Regions from separate parts of the Homo sapiens genome. Here region 1 is linked to region 2. Evidence: chromatin loops called from intact Hi-C (ENCODE). Cell type or tissue: PC-3. All regions are shown on one strand.

Region 1 (8,000 bases), 61 kb after region 2:
CACTGCAAGGTTGTAGAATCTTTTTACAGCTTGCAGTCAAGTCATGGACTCCAGTATCACCACCTTCAGCCTCTTGTAAAGATCCTTATCAGGGACTATTAACTAATCTTGTGCTGTTGAGTTACAGGCTTTGACTGCTGGGTACACATATCTCATCTAAAGAAGGCACCAACTCCTGCCATTATCTGACGCCAAACTCAAGTTAACCAAACCTTGTCTTAGACCCAAGCAAAGGTGACAATCAAAGTAAACTGCTTTCATGAGGACACAGGGACAGGACTCTGTTCAAAAACATTAAGACTCATTTCATAATTTTGCCTCTATTTGAATAAATATAATTTATTCTGTGCCTTGATACTAAGTAATTTATATGTTTAGCTACCTGTGAGCTTCCTTTCCTGTCATTTCTTTTTTTTTTTGAGACCGAGTCTCACTCTGTTGCCCAGGCTGGAGTGCAGTGGTGTGATCTCTGCTCACTGCAAGCTCCGCCTCCTGGGTTCACGCCATTCTCCTGCCTCAGCCTCCCCTTTCCTGTCATTTCTAAGACTAGGCAGGGATTATGACCTTTCTGTTTACATTGCTGATTCTTTATGTTGTATTTTACCTTCAGAATTCAAAACTATTTAATCCCTCCAGGCTCAAGGACTATAATGGAAAAGGCGGATATGTGAGATTGCAAAGGCTGATTTTGAAGGAGAAAATTACTTCAGACCCCCTAAATCAAGAATGGGCACACAGATTCCTAAACAGCTGGCAAACCAAGGGACTTTGCCTCCTTGGTCATTATATGGTCCCTTTCCATCCATCCCAACCATAAAGAATTTCTTGTCCCAGGAAATACATATACTATACATATATATATATATGATATCTATATGATATATATCATATATATGATATCTATATATCTATATGATATCTATATGATATATATATATGATATATATATATATATATCAGCCACCTTAAAACAAATTACTGAAAAGACCACAAAAAGCATTATGGCACAGCAAAAGTCTCTAAATTCCTTAGTTAAATGGTTTTAACAAAATGCTGTGCTTTGTATAGCTAATTTCTATGAACCAAGATTACAGTAGCTCAACTCGTAGAACCTATAGATGATAGATGATAAGTTAATTTTATAACTTTGCTTTTTGGCTTTTGATTTTTGGCTTTCATATTACTTAGAAGGGCTCTGAGAATTAATGAGTGCCTGCTCACCTCCATTCTCATCTGGCCTGAAACTATTAATTGGCTACAAGTCTTTTGACTCTAAGCCCCTTGGCCACAGGGGTCTCCCTGAGGGACATGAGAGACTTGGGTTAGGTAGCACACCACCCCAGCATCAATATGGAATAAAATAAAAGCTAGGCCATTGATAGTGCTTTTGGTATATCTTGACCCAAAACAGGGAAACAACCACGGAAAAGATAAAATCTTAAGCCCCCGTTGACTAAATGAACCCCTCCTTTTTGACCAAGGAAATCCCCTGAAAAAAAATCCTGAAAAATTAGTTCAGGCCATGAAAGGAAGGGGAGGGTTGAATGTGCCTTGTTATACCCTTCCCCATTTAAACTTTAGGCACAACTGAGCAGCATTAACATTTAAATAGAGACCATAAGACTGACAAGACAGACTCTTTGTGGCAATAACATACCAAATTATAACCAGGACCTAAGACCATGCCAGGCAAGGGTTAAGTCACACACTCCTAGGCTTAAAAAGTATACTCTGTTCTAACTGCCACAAGGTTTATCTTCTTCTCAAGCAGCCAAACAAGCACTGGCCCCAAGATAAGCAACGTTAAAACAAATGGCATCTCTTCTAGATGCTGACTAACTGACCCCAGCCCCTATTCCGCCAGCTATAACTGCAGCTTTAATTAGACAAAAGACTGATTTCAGTGACTTTATCCAGATAAAAAGACCACAGACCATGGCCTAATTCTGGCTGGTTTACAGAAATTAAGCCCTTTTGTAATTAGATCTATTTGTGTCCTAAATAGACCTATTGATGTACAAGACCTAATTTTAATATATTTAGACGTTAAGTCTCCACCCCAAAATAAGCATGGGCCATATGTTATACAGATGTTTATTCAATACACATGTGTCAGGACCACCTCCGTAAATATTCATAGCTCCCCCTGCAACCTGTTAAAAATGTGTGTTTAATCAACCTGTTGTGATATCTCCACAGGAGCTCTGAGTACAATTAACAGTGGGAAACAAACTTATTGACTTACTTATTGATATCAGGGTCATATATTTTATAGTTATTACTTGTCTATCCCCTGACTGAAAACGAAACAGAACAAAAATGATGACGATTGCAGGAATGTCAAAGAAAGTATGAGTCATCCTTTTCTTGCAATGTTTAGATTATCATCTTAGAGACCACAGTAAACACACAAGAAACCCTGAATGTTGGGTGTATATTCAAAATAAATTGGAAAACATCTCTGCCCTCCAGGACATGAATGAACAAATTAATGCAATGCCCAAACCTATGATGTTACTAAACCAGTGGTTCTCTTTTTTGTTTGAGTCAGGACCCTCCTGGTGAAAAAAAAAAAAAAAAAACTACTCATCATTCTGGCTATGTTTCTAGGAATAGGCCATACTTCTTTACTGTGGGTTATGCTGTTGCTATACAACATACATAGGGTTACAGGATCACTTTTCCCAGATCTTACCCCCTCATCCAATGATGCTTTGACATGTTACCCCTGTGATCCCAGGAACACAGAAATATTTCAAACTCCAAGAAAGTAAGTTCCATTCCTCAGGCACCTAGCAAGGCCTGCAGCCAGCAGGAAGTAGTCAGAATGAAGTCGACACCCTGATACCCCGTAGAAATGGAATGGACATTGACAGTGGGAAGTTTGTAATCTATATGGCCAGTTTGCTAGCTTACTCTATATGTGTGGACTGTTTCTGGGCTCTTCATTTATTCCATTGATCTATTCTTCCATCCTTTTATCAACACCACAAAATCTTAATAATGTAATTATCAAATAATTGTGAATGTCAGCTGATGCAAAACCTACTTCCTTTACAAGAAGATCTTTGTCATTCTTGGCTGTATACAATATAATACTATATCAATTATAGAATCATCTCATTATGTCTCTCTGTCTCTCTTTCTCTCTCCTCTCTCTCTCCCTCCCTCCCTCTCTCTTTCACACACACATACCAATGCACACACGTGCACACTCACATGCACACACACACACACATGCTCACACACATACACACACATCCTGCAAAGATGTTTATTGTTACCTCACTAAATCTACACATTAATTTGAAGAAACTTAACATCTTTTCAATGTTGTGTCTTTCTAAGTGTAAACATAATATTTAGATATTCTTTAATTCATTCCAGTAATGTTTTATGTATTTTTTTTCTAGAGATCTTGTTTCTACTTTGTTAGACTTATTCCTTGGTATTTAACATAATTGAAGTTATAAATGGTATATATTTTACTTATTTGTATACGGACATTCAAATCTATAAACATCCTTTTAAATTTTGCTTTAACTTTATTCTAGAGGTTTTGATATGTAGTGCCTGGCACATGATAGGTGGTCAATAAGTATCTGTGGAATTCTCATTATAAGGGTTGAGCAGGTTGACCTCTGAGTTCATTGTCAGTTATGACTATCTAGAATTTTTGGATGTTGTAGTTATGTCAAGTTTTCTATTACATAGTTAAATGTAGGAAAATGCCCAACAACCATGGTTGCATTTTGGTATTTATTTAACTTCTTAAAACTTGTTATCACCATGGTGTTGAAAAAAAATTCTTTTGAGCTTTTTCACTAATCAAACAAATGAGTCACTAAAGAGGCTGGTGATGAGTCATCTGAATGCAAGCATTTATCCCAGTTATGCAAATGAAAGATCTGATTAGAGTGGTAGATCCAAAATCTGAGTCCCAAAGTTCACCAAGGTGAAACACTTTTAAAACCTCAGAGTGGTCGTCAATTTATTAAAAATTTAGTTATAAGATAGATGACTACATCCATGATTAGGAAGATTAAGGGACAATTTAGTGCTTCTATGGTCATTTTATCTATAAGCTTTCTTTTGACCCAAGCTCTCCTTTACAGCAATGAAATACAATATGAATAATATTCACTTGTGAAGTCCACAAAAGATTTTGTCTTTTCTCATGCCATACAGGTGGCCCAAACCAAATTCATGGTTCTCCCTCAAATCACCACTATCCTCCCAGTGACTCAGACTTTTAATTTCCTTGATATTCTGTTTAGTTAACAATGAAAATTAGTGTTTTAATTATACAGGTTTAAAAATGATAATACGGCTGATCGAAGTATAAAGAGATAAAAATCACTTGAAATTAGACCATCTTGAAATAAATACTGTAAACATTTTGGTGATCATTTATTCATGCACATCTTTATATGTTTAAATCACCATCTTCATATAATACTTTCTTTTTGTCTTGGACGTATTTTACTTTTTTATGGCATTACCCCTCTCTCATTCCTCATCACATGCATCAATATCTCCAAATCACCAGATATACAATGTTAACAGCAAGATGTGTATCCTTCCATAATATTCTTCATCAAATGAATATATGTTCATATACAGCTTTTTCATTGTCTTGTGTTTATTTAAAAACAAAGAATATATTCAGAACTCTAAAACCCAGTAATAAGGTAACAAACAACCCAATTAAAAAATGGACAAAAAATTAGAACAGATACTGAAGAAGGTACTAAATAGATGACAAATAAGCACATGAAAGAGATGCTCAATATCATTAGTCATTATGGAAATATAAAGAAAAATCACAATTATATACTTACTAGAATGATCAAAATTGGAAACAATGACTACAAGGGTGCTGACAATAATGTGGAGGAACTGAAACTCTAATCCACAGTCTGTGGAAATATAAATTGGTACAATCACATTGGAAAACAGTTTAACAGCTTCCTATAAAGTTAAACATCCACTGACTATATGATAGTCTTCTCATTTGTAGGTATTTTTCCAAGGAAATGAAAGTATATGTTCATGCAAAGACATGTACAGGAATGTTCAAAGTAGCTAATTTTGTAATAGTTCAAAAGTCAAAGCAACCAAATGTTCATCAAGTGAATGGATAAACAAATTGGGTTGTGTCCACACAATGGAATACTACTCAGCAATAAAAAGAACTCTGATAGAAGCCAAATGAATAAATCTCAAAATATGATGAAAGAAGCAACACAAAAAAAGTAAATACGATTCTATTTGTATAGAATTCCAGAAAAATTGGAAATAATCTACAAAAAGGAGAAAGTAGTGGTTCCCTGGGGATGGAAGGGGCTTTGGAAGGGCAAGATGGAGAAATTACACAGGGACATGAGGACATTTTCAGTAGTAAAAGATATGTTCATTATCCAGAATGTGTTGTTGGTTTCATGGGTACACATATGTCTCAGAAGTTATCAAATTGTGTAGTTTATTATGTGTAGTTTATTTAAATATACAAAAGTCAGTTTATATATATATATATAACTCCTTTTAATTGGCATATGACATTCAATTGCATACATGTTTCATAGTTTATTTAAATACTTCTCTACTGATGTATATTTATATGTTCCCAGAGTTTTACCACCACACTAGTGATTACATATATACATATATAATATATATACACACACACATATACAAGTGTGTGTATATATATATAGAAACTATATATACACACACCAGCACACATGGATAATAGCTATATAATTATCTATTTATAATATCTAGCACTATTTATACAGTAGAGCTTTTAATTCTGGGAAACAGATTGCCAAAACTAATATATTTCTTTAATTTCTGTGGTATGATAGATCATGTTTCCAAAAGGTTGTCACTATCTATCACTCCTCTGCTAATAGAGAATATGCTTTTAATTTATATACTCAATAGATATAATTTCAAAAATATTTTGCCAAACAGAAGAATATAAAATAATATTCCATCATAATTTTAATCTGCATTCAATTAAAATCAGTAACTAATAACATACCTTTATATACATTGGGCATTAAGATCTGTTATTGTATTTTTATTTTTCTAATTTTATTCTGCGTCCATAACCCTATTTAGTTGTTTGCTTTAAAAATCAATTCATATATGTTCTTTGCATATTTTACATATTAATCTTTTATCAATCTCTGTATTAATCTTTTATCAATCTATGTATCTATGTGTCTAAATATTTTTTAAACTCCATCATTTGTTATTGATTTTCTCTGGCATAATTTGTCATATTTTAAATTCTACAGAGTAAAATATGTGAATTTTTTTTAAACAATAGTTTTGAAGTTTCTTTCTTGGTTTGAAATATTTTCACACACATTTAGGATAAAAATACTTTGAACTTTTCTTGTTATATAGTTATTAAGGTATAATTGATGTATAATAAACTACACATGAGAAGCATATAATTTTATAAGTACTGACTCTTCTATGGCTTTAATTATTTAACATTTTTATTAGAATTACTTAGTTCAACATCCAGAGATAAACATGGAATTATAATTTCTTATTTTGATAGCCAACAAAACTTTCAAAAGCCATAAAATCCTTAGGAATACTTTTAGCAGAAAAGATATACCTAAAAAATAAAAATATAAACTTATATTTCTTGTTAGATGAAAATAATTGAGAAATGAATACATGAAAAGACCTAGTATTCTCTTATAAAAAAAGATTCAGAAACTTCTATTTCAAAATGAATATATAAATGAAATTTTATATAAATTGAAATAGGTTCACAATTTTAGTTTGAGTATTATTTTTTAAATGAAATACAATGATATTAGCCTCTATGAAGAAGAGCCTGACATACAACTGAAACAATATGAGGAATAATAGATGATCTTCCCCCTATGGTCACTAAAATATAAATACAGAGTAATCAAAGAGTATGTTATAGACATATCTCCAGACATATGAAGTAGAATGGAAATAAATATCTAGAAATAGTAATGAAACCTATATGAAAATACATTATATGACAAAGCATGATTTTAACTTGAAAAATATTGCAGGGCTCAGCTGAATATTCATCAGGAAGAAAACTCCTTACCTCACACCATATACAAAACTAACATGTCAGATCCACTCTTAATTTATCATTTTCCTTTATAATCCATGAGCCATATATCATCAGGAAAGTATGTATGCAGGTGTGTATGTATGTATGTATGTATCTATCATCTGTCTATCTCTCTGTTTATATATTAAATATAAACTTTGATGTCAGAGAGCCCTATGTTCAAATTCCAGATCTATTAACTTTCCTTGTATAAACTAGGAAAAGTTATTTAAGACCTTTAACCTAGTTCTTTCAACTGTATAGAGGGATAATAATGCTTATATCACGTGATGTTTGGGAAGATTAAGTAATATAACATGGCTAAATTGTAACTGGTTTTGGCAGAGAAATTACAATCAACAAAAATCATTTCACTCTACCTCTTTCCTAGGATAGCTTAATCAATTGTAAATTACTTATCATATCTGTCCATTTCTTTGTATTATTAGGATATTGCTCATGAGAAGTTCTCCTTTTAATTCCAACAGCTTCTAGTGTCTTTGCCTCTGGTGTCATACTGATAACTACCCCAAGACAATCTCCTAATGCAGACATATGTTGATCTGAGTTTCTGGGCAAACCTTTATTTCTTGCTTCTTTGTCCCCTTCCGTGACACCAAAACCTTCAAGAATATAGAAACTGAGGATCTCCCACATTCCAAAAAGAATAAAAGAAGCAGCTACATTTTATTTTCTCTTAAACCTCAAATTGTGCTGACTCAAGAAAACGAGATGTACACTGAGGCTTCTGATATAAGATTCCAGTGAGCAGAGGTCAGGACTGTACCCACCTTACTGCTCATGTTGTTGCCAAAAGCATTATTCAACTCACTTTTGGTTCCAAAAGGCATACAATAAAATAAGTTTCAACAAGTTTGAA
Region 2 (8,000 bases):
CCTCTTTCTCAGTTCAAACCCTTAACCACTGCTCATTTGTAACTTACTTTTCTGCCATCTGGAATCCCCAGAAAAAGATAAATCCCACTCACTGCCCTTCCACATAGGAGCTTTCCATATTTGAGAAGAGCAGGGTTACCCTCTGAGACTCCTCTCTCCAGGCTGCTGCCCGTGTCCTGGGGAAGCACGACCTCTCACCCAAGCAAAAAATCCCAGCGTGGCCTAATCAGGTGAAATAGTTCACAGGCGTCCTCTTGGCCACAGGGCTCCAATCGTAACAGGTGATGTCTACTATCTAATCATCAATTGAATCATACTGAGCTTGTAATCAACCCATAAATAGCTGGAGGTCTTATTCCTATGAATGTCTAAGCTTTTCTAAGTCCCTGTTCTTGCAGGGTTTGGGGCAGAACTTTCCTGCCTCTGTGATGTTTCACTTGTTTGATTTGGGTCATTGTGTCATCGATAGTGCCCCCATTGTGAACACCTGGGCTGTCTCCTACTGGAGACTTGCAATCCACTGCCATTTCTGTCCTTTAAAGAAGATGAACTCATAAAGGAAAGGCTACTCTAACCAGCCCTGAAATGTTTGTGAATTATTATATATGATTCTTATTAACAGTAGTACAGTATTCATTCATATCCTTTGCCCACTTTTTGATGGGGTTGTTTGTTTTCTTCTTGTAAATTTGTTTAAGTTCTTTGTAAATTCTGGATATTAGCCCTTTGTCAGATGGATAGATTGCAAAAATCTTCTCCCATTCTGCAAGTTGCCTATTCACTCTGATGATAGTTTCTTTTACTGTGCAGAAGCTCTTTAGTTTAATTAGATCCCATTTGTCAATTTTGGTTTTTGTTGCCATTGCTTTTGATGTTTTAGACATGAAGTCTTTGCCTATGTCTATGTCTTCAATGGCATTACCCAGGTTTTCTTCTAGGATTTTTATGATTTTAGGCCTTACATTTAAGTCTTTAATCCATCTTGACTTGATTTTTGTATAAGGTGTGAGGAATGGGTCTAGTTTCAGTTTTCTGCATATAAAGAAGACATTTATGCAGCCAACAGACATATGAAAAAATGCTCATCATCACTGGTCGTTAGAGAAATGCAAATCAAAACCACAACGAGATGCCATCTCATGCCAGTTAGAATGGCAATCATTAGAAAGTCAGGAGACAACAGATGCTCTAGAGGATGTGGAGAAATAGGAACGCTTTTACACTGTTGGTGGGAGTGTAAATTAGTTCAACCATTGTGGAAGACAGTGTGGCAATTCCTCAAGGATCTAGAACCAGAAATACCATTTAACCAGCAATCCCATTACTGGGTATATATCCAAAGGATTATAAATCATTCTATTATAAAGACACATGCACATGTATGTCTATTGTGGCACTATTCACAATAGCAAATACTTGGAACCAACCCAAATGTCCATCAATTATAGACTGGATAACGAAAATGTGGCACATATTCACCATGTAATATTATGCAGGCATAAAAAAGGATGAGTTCATGTCCTTTGCAGGGACATGGATGAAGCTAAAAACCATCATTCTCAGCAAACTTTCAGAAGAACAGAAAACCAAGCACAGCATATTCTCACTCATAAGTGGGAGTTGAACAATGAGAACACATGGACACAGGGAGGGGAACATCACACACCAGGGCTTGTTGTGGGGTGGGGGCTAGGGGAGGCATAGCATTAGGAGAAATACCTAATGCAGTTGATGGGTTGATGGGTGCAGCAAACCACCATGGCACATGTTTACCTATGTAACAAAACTGCACATTCTGCACATGTACCCCAGAACTTAAAGTATAATAAATAATTTTTAAAAAGTACAGTAATGATGAAAGAATTCTACTTTCTTCCATAAAAGTAGAAATAAATCTTTTCATTCTAAAGCTTAAATTTCTCCAATTTGAATTGAGTTCATATTTAATGATTGTAATATTATAAAATGCAAACTTAAAACTGAGTTTTCCTATTTGCTGTACTAAAAAAAATTTCATTAAATTTCTGTACTAATTAGTGGTAACTTGTACAATTTGTGACTGCTTTTACATTTACAAAAATAACACCACATCTAGTATCTAGAGCTTTCCTCAGTGTATTTGAATTCTCCCGTTCATATGTGTTTAATTTGCATGTAACCTACCAGACACATAACTACTATCTATTAGGGATCAGTAAAGAAAGGAAAACGTTTCTTAAATATATTTGCATATAAGCCTTTGATGACAAGCAGATGACACCTGCAAAATCTGGAAGACAAATATGGAACAAAGTTATGAATCTAGGAGTTTCCCGAAGACACTAGCAAATTGCCTACCAAGATGTCAGCAGCAGGCAGTACTTAAGTCAAATTAACCTAGGCCACAATCTGTGCCAGGACCCTTCAGGCTCAAACTCTAATTTTCTCTGTGCGCTGAAGCAGATGTGCACCTCAGAGATGGACTCACTTCAACAAAGACCTCATAGAGCCTGGCGGGTTTTGACTACCACCTGCCGATAGCTCTCAAAGTTCAATAACTACTTTCCAACCCTCTTCAAATAACTAATCCTCCAGGGCTATTTGTGTGTGGTCAGTCTGCTTCAGAGTACCATGGGCTCCTTGGAATTGCTTTGTCCAAAGTAGAAGTCGTTCTTTCTCTCTCAACTCCTGTGTTCTCCTGCACACACAGTCTTCCTGGGAGAACACCATTTGCTCACTCCCTCACACCAGCTCCCTGGGGACTTGCCTGACTACTCCCTTTCTCTCTTACTAAGTTTGTCCATTATGCCTTCTAATAGTTCTCCAATATTCCATCTCATATTCATTCTTCTATGATTAACCTTGCTTAAACTGTTGTCATAATTTCTGTGACTACAACATAAATCTTCCAAATGGATCCTATCCTCCAAGTCTCTTTGCTCTATCCCTGAGTTGTCCAATACACTAGCCAATGGCCATATGTTGCTACTGAGCACTTGAAATGTGACTGGTGTAACCAGTTATCTGAAGTTTTAGTAGTATTTAATTGCATTAAATCAAGAAAATATAGATACTGAATTCAGTTGTTAGAAAACTTAAGAATCTCTGGTTGAGCATGGTGGCTCATGCCTGTAATCCCAGCAGTTTGGGAAGCCGAGGCAGTTGGATTGCTTGAGCTCAGGAGTTTGAGACCAGCCTGGGCAACATAGTGAAACCCTGTCTCAATCAAAAACACAGAAAATTACCTGGGCATGGTGGCATGTGCCTGTGGTCACAGCTACTCGGGAGGCTGAGGTGGAAGGATGACTTGAGCCCAGGAGGTGGCAGTTGCAGTGAGCCAAGATCACACTGCCTCACTCCAGCATGGGCAACAGAGCCAGACTCTATCTCAAAACAGAAAAACAAAAAAACAAAAGAGAGAGAAAAAAACCCTTTCAGAATCTCTGAAAAACTCCGGCATGTGAATGTACTCTTCAACTTTAAATTTAATGAAATCTAAACACAGATCGAGTAATTGTGATGAGTTTAGCATCTGTAAATAAAAATATGCTTTATGTGTAAAATACATGCAAGGTTTCAAACACCAAGTACAAGAAGAGTAAGTGTAAACTATCATTAATAAATTTGTGTACTGATGACATTTTAAATGACAAAAGTTTGAATGTATTGTGTTAAATAAATTACATTATCACATTTATTTCACTTGTTTCTTGTGGCTATTAAAGAATTTTAAAATTGCCTTTGTGGATCACACAATATTTCTATTGTTTGTTTCAACCAATCCATGTTCCACCTCTCAATCCATTGGCTGTCTCTCGATCCATATTCCACCTGCTACCAGCAAGTGAAGTGCTCTGCTGACTCTTCACTTCCTCCTTCCTGACATCTGCCTGTGGAATAGAGCCTAGTGTTCCCTGAAGCCTGACTTCTCTGCCCTGCCCTGGGCACTGCAGGTGGAAGTTTCCACATCACAACTCGAAGGCTACTAGTGGAAACACTTCCTCTCCCAACACCACCCCCCGCATGGGGCACTCTACTTAGAGGGTTGCTTTTCTGTCCCCTTCTCTGCCTCAAAGTCCTTTCCTATTACTCCTTTAAGGCAAAATAAAACAAAAACACAAAGCTGGCCAAACTGTATTTGTCATTTTAGAACCAGCTCAAGGGTGTCATTTTCTCCAAAGTGCAGTTGGTGCCACTACCTCCTCCTTGACAGGTAGATCATTGCCCTGGGCTGTGTCCCACTGGGTCGCTTTCCAAAGTAAGTCATAGTAACACCTGCATGCTATCTTTCTCCCCTACCAGGGAGCTCACTATCTCAGAAACCCAGGAAGCTCCTTTCTAAGGAAATACTTGGATGAATAAATGAACTCAACAGCAATGCCAGTGTTACTAATTCACAAAGATAAACAAAAATCCTCCTGCAGGTTGGAATGCACAGTGGTTTGACCAGGCATTTTTTTCCCATATTTGGAAAACTGGCAAAAGCAAGGCTTTATGAGATACAGGATCAGAAAAAAATGAGAGCAGGTAATCTAAAAAGCGTGGTCAGGGCAGTACAGCTGTGGTTTTTGCAAAGTAGCAATTGCTGTCCATGGGTCAATTGTCTTATCTGCCTCTGCCACAACTACTGTCTTTTCTCTGTGTTCATGGCAATTCCCTGACTCTTTGGCCAATGCATTATCTTTAAAGATATTTAAACATATACAATCCAGCCTTGTTAGCCTGAGGTCCATTCTGCCTTTTCTGAGTAGTTTTTTATCAACCTACCACCTGAGTCACTAACCACTTACTATAAATTTACATCAATCACATTTCCTCCATTCCTGAGTTTATGTGGCCACGTGATAAACAGGCTCATACATTGGTGTGTCTCATCGCAATTTTTAATGTTTAAAAAAAGGGTGTAAATGCTTAAAATCATATTTTCTAAATAAGTGAAACAAATGTTAAGCTTTTAAAAAATTTCGATTTCTTACTTACAAAATTTATTTGTTCTTAATTGCTGAGAGTTTGAAATCTGTGCCTGTCTGAATCTTTCATTCACATGGACATAGACATTATCATCCAACATGAAGTGACAAGGCATTTGACAGAGTGAACATGGAGGAAGGCCACTCTTATCAGTGTGAAAGATAGTTGCATCCTATGAGGATAGAAGACACAGAAGATAAAATCTGAAATACAATAAATATGCACTTGTTTATATTTTTCTCTTCTATAATTACCATAGTGACCTCTTACCTGATAAAAATGTCAACAGAGATGGTAGAAGATGGGTCTCAGCTGTGCTCTCAACAGATTCAACATGCAGAAAACTAGTTTTCAGGGTCACAAAAGTTTAACTCATTTAATGAGCTTATTCTTACATGCCATTATTGAATTAAAAGCATGATTTAGTACTGCAGGGTGGAAAAAAGCAAACTGCATTGCTTTGACAGATAAATTCCTCTCTAGCTTCTTTTAGCAATTCCTAGCATTTGGAATCGCTTCCTATTTAATATTTTTTGTTGTCCTTTTTCATTTTTATTCTCAGTAGTCATTCTAAATGTCTTTTTAAACTCATAATGATTTAAACTCCTAGGAGGCTGTGTGAACTTTGACAAATGACTCAACCTTCCTGGATGTCAATTAAACACTACATATTTGCTGGGCTTTAACAATCTAAATAAGATTTTATTCTTCCTTTACAGATACCTTGACATCTCTTATTCTTCCACGTCTTCATAAATTGTATGTCTAACTTTCTCTGTTGGGATGTTTGCACCAATAACACAACAGTGGTTCTCTGACTTGAGTGTGCCTTAGAATGAGCTGGAAGTCTTGACACAACGCAGGCTGCTGGGCCCAGTCCTGAGGTTCTGACTCACTAGGTCTCGGGTGGGGCCTGAAAACTCGTGTTACTCACCAGCACCCAGGAGCTGCTGATGCTGCTGATGTGGCTACCACAGTTTCAGAACCACTGCAATACAGACATCTTCTCAAGGGTGCAGAACACAGAGCTTAAAAGATGTTTGCATGCTTTACAAACATATTAAGATCCAAATGTCCATAAAGAAAGATGTTCATCTCCTTACCTTTTAACTGATGTCCAGATCACCTATTCAGGTTATCTTTGGACTCGGAGATGAGGTGATACATGTGGAGAATTTTCAAACAGTAAAAGCAAGTGATATGCATGGAAGGGAACATGACCATCAGTAGCCAGTCATGACTAATTCTGAAATTTAATCTTTCAAGGCTCCCTCATTCCTCCTTTTGTCTTTGACTCTGCTCTTCTTACCTGCCGGGTGTAAAGGCAAACAGCACCTCTTTGAGCTCAGATGTGTTCTTTACTGGCTGGGAGGCCATGGGCACCTTACCTCAGTTCTCCCAGTGGAAGAACTCCCATAGAGACACTAGATGGTTTGTGAGGGAACCCCAGCTTTGATTTCATGACTCCTGCATTTGTATTTTTAAGTATAAATTACTGTCAAGTAAACTCTTCTTCACACAGAATGTGAAATTCATCTATCCTTCTGCCCACTCATGCATTTATTTATGTATTAATTTAAGAAATATTGATTGATGGCCAGGTATGGTGGCTCACACCTGTAATCCCAGCACTTTGGGAGGCTGGGGCAGGTGGATCAGTTGAGGTCAGGAGTTCGAGACCATCCTGGAAAACATGGTGAAACTCCATCTCTAGTAAAATTACAAAAATTGGCTGGGTGTGGTGGCACACATGCCTGTAATCCCAGCTACTCAGTAGGCTGAGGCAGGATAATTGTTTGAACCCAGGAGGCAGAGGCTGCAGTGAGCAGAGATCATACCACTGCACTTCAGCCTGGGTGACAGCAAGACTTTGTCTCAAAAAAAAAAAAAAAAAGAAAGAAAGAAAAATATTGAAATATTGATTGATTATCTGCTTACATGTAGAAAATATGTGCTTTGGAATTTTAAAATATTAAGAAGAAACTTCACCTTTAGCTTTATTAGACTTAATTGCGAGTATTTCTATTCTTTCTTTAATCTCTCAATTTTAATGATTTTGACATTTGAAGCTGGGATCATCTTACTGGATCTCTCATCATTCTGTCACCTTAAATTTAGCAATATGATTATCTTCTCCAATGACAGAACATTTCAAGTGGGAACTGAGCCATGGCAGAGCTACAGTGTGTTGGCATGGCCCCCTTCCTTTCACTATCATCACCATTGTCATCATTGTATGGTTTAATATCTCAACATACATAAAAGCAAATAACGGAGCTAGCATCCTGCCCATTTTACCCCTGAGATGTTCCAAAATTCTGTGTTTAAAAACCTGTAAAATGAATGATTCAACATCTGTGACAGTCCTTTTATCTGCTGGTTTAGAAAGCACAGTAGTACTTTCCTGTCTCTCTAAGAGTTAATTTGTGCAAGCTGCTGGTATCACTTTAATATATATTTTCTGTCCCAAACAAAACCACATGAAGATCCCGTTCTAAATTTTGCCAGGGACCCATGTAAAGCTTCTCAACTCACAGATCATAGCCTCCAACATTCTGTTTTTGGAAAATTCTTCTTGATTTATGAGAGATGCCCAGTACTGGTTTTACTAAGATGTTGGCCAGGATGAAAAGAGTAACAACAACAACAACACCTATCAGAACGTGCTTTCAAGTTTCTAAAAGATTAATAGTCATTCTCACAGTCTTCTCTCTTCATAGAACTATGAGGTTGATAAATTTTCTGGCTTCTCCCCAGAGAAATAACTTGGTCAAAACACTCAGGAAGGGGTAAGCCAAAACATCAACTTGGATCTTTCCATCCCAGACCTTGTACTAAATGAAGGAAGTAAAATAGGATCAGGTGATTCTCTTTTTCATATTGTCTCTGAGAAAAAGTAAGTGAAATAAACTTAAGTTTTGGGGACCTGGACACTAATCAGCTTGTTTTTGTTTTGGTATTTTGTTTTTTAATTACAGATGTTTATTATTTCTTTCATTATTTCACCAAACCAAGTTTTTCTTAAAACCAAGATCTATTGCCTTGGTCTA

Evidence for each region. A loop is a pair of places that touch in the nucleus more often than their neighbours do. Peaks named below come from ENCODE experiments on the same cell type or tissue, not always from the same donor. Only the 100,000 strongest peaks of a DNase experiment are listed, where the experiment ranks them.
Region 1: a loop joins it to region 2, with 5 times the contacts of the local background. A loop is called at or near these places in 3 of 110 quality-filtered maps.

Annotation. Positions count from the first base shown.
Region 1 is chr7:46,542,186-46,550,185 of GRCh38, forward strand. No RefSeq gene overlaps it. Among named protein-coding and RNA genes, the nearest start is that of IGFBP3, 620 kb to the left of the region's middle. In PC-3, no CTCF peak of the experiment used is centred here; DNase peaks (open chromatin) are centred at 2,396 and 3,836; H3K4me3 peaks cover 405 bases; H3K27ac peaks cover 3,422 bases.
Region 2 is chr7:46,481,199-46,489,198 of GRCh38, forward strand. LOC105375266 (a long non-coding RNA gene) reads right to left here and starts at 380. Exons shown (of 4, transcript NR_187896.1): 1 at 48-380. In PC-3, a CTCF peak has its summit at 4,401; DNase peaks (open chromatin) are centred at 4,543, 4,723 and 5,863; H3K4me3 peaks cover 382 bases; H3K27ac peaks cover 3,219 bases.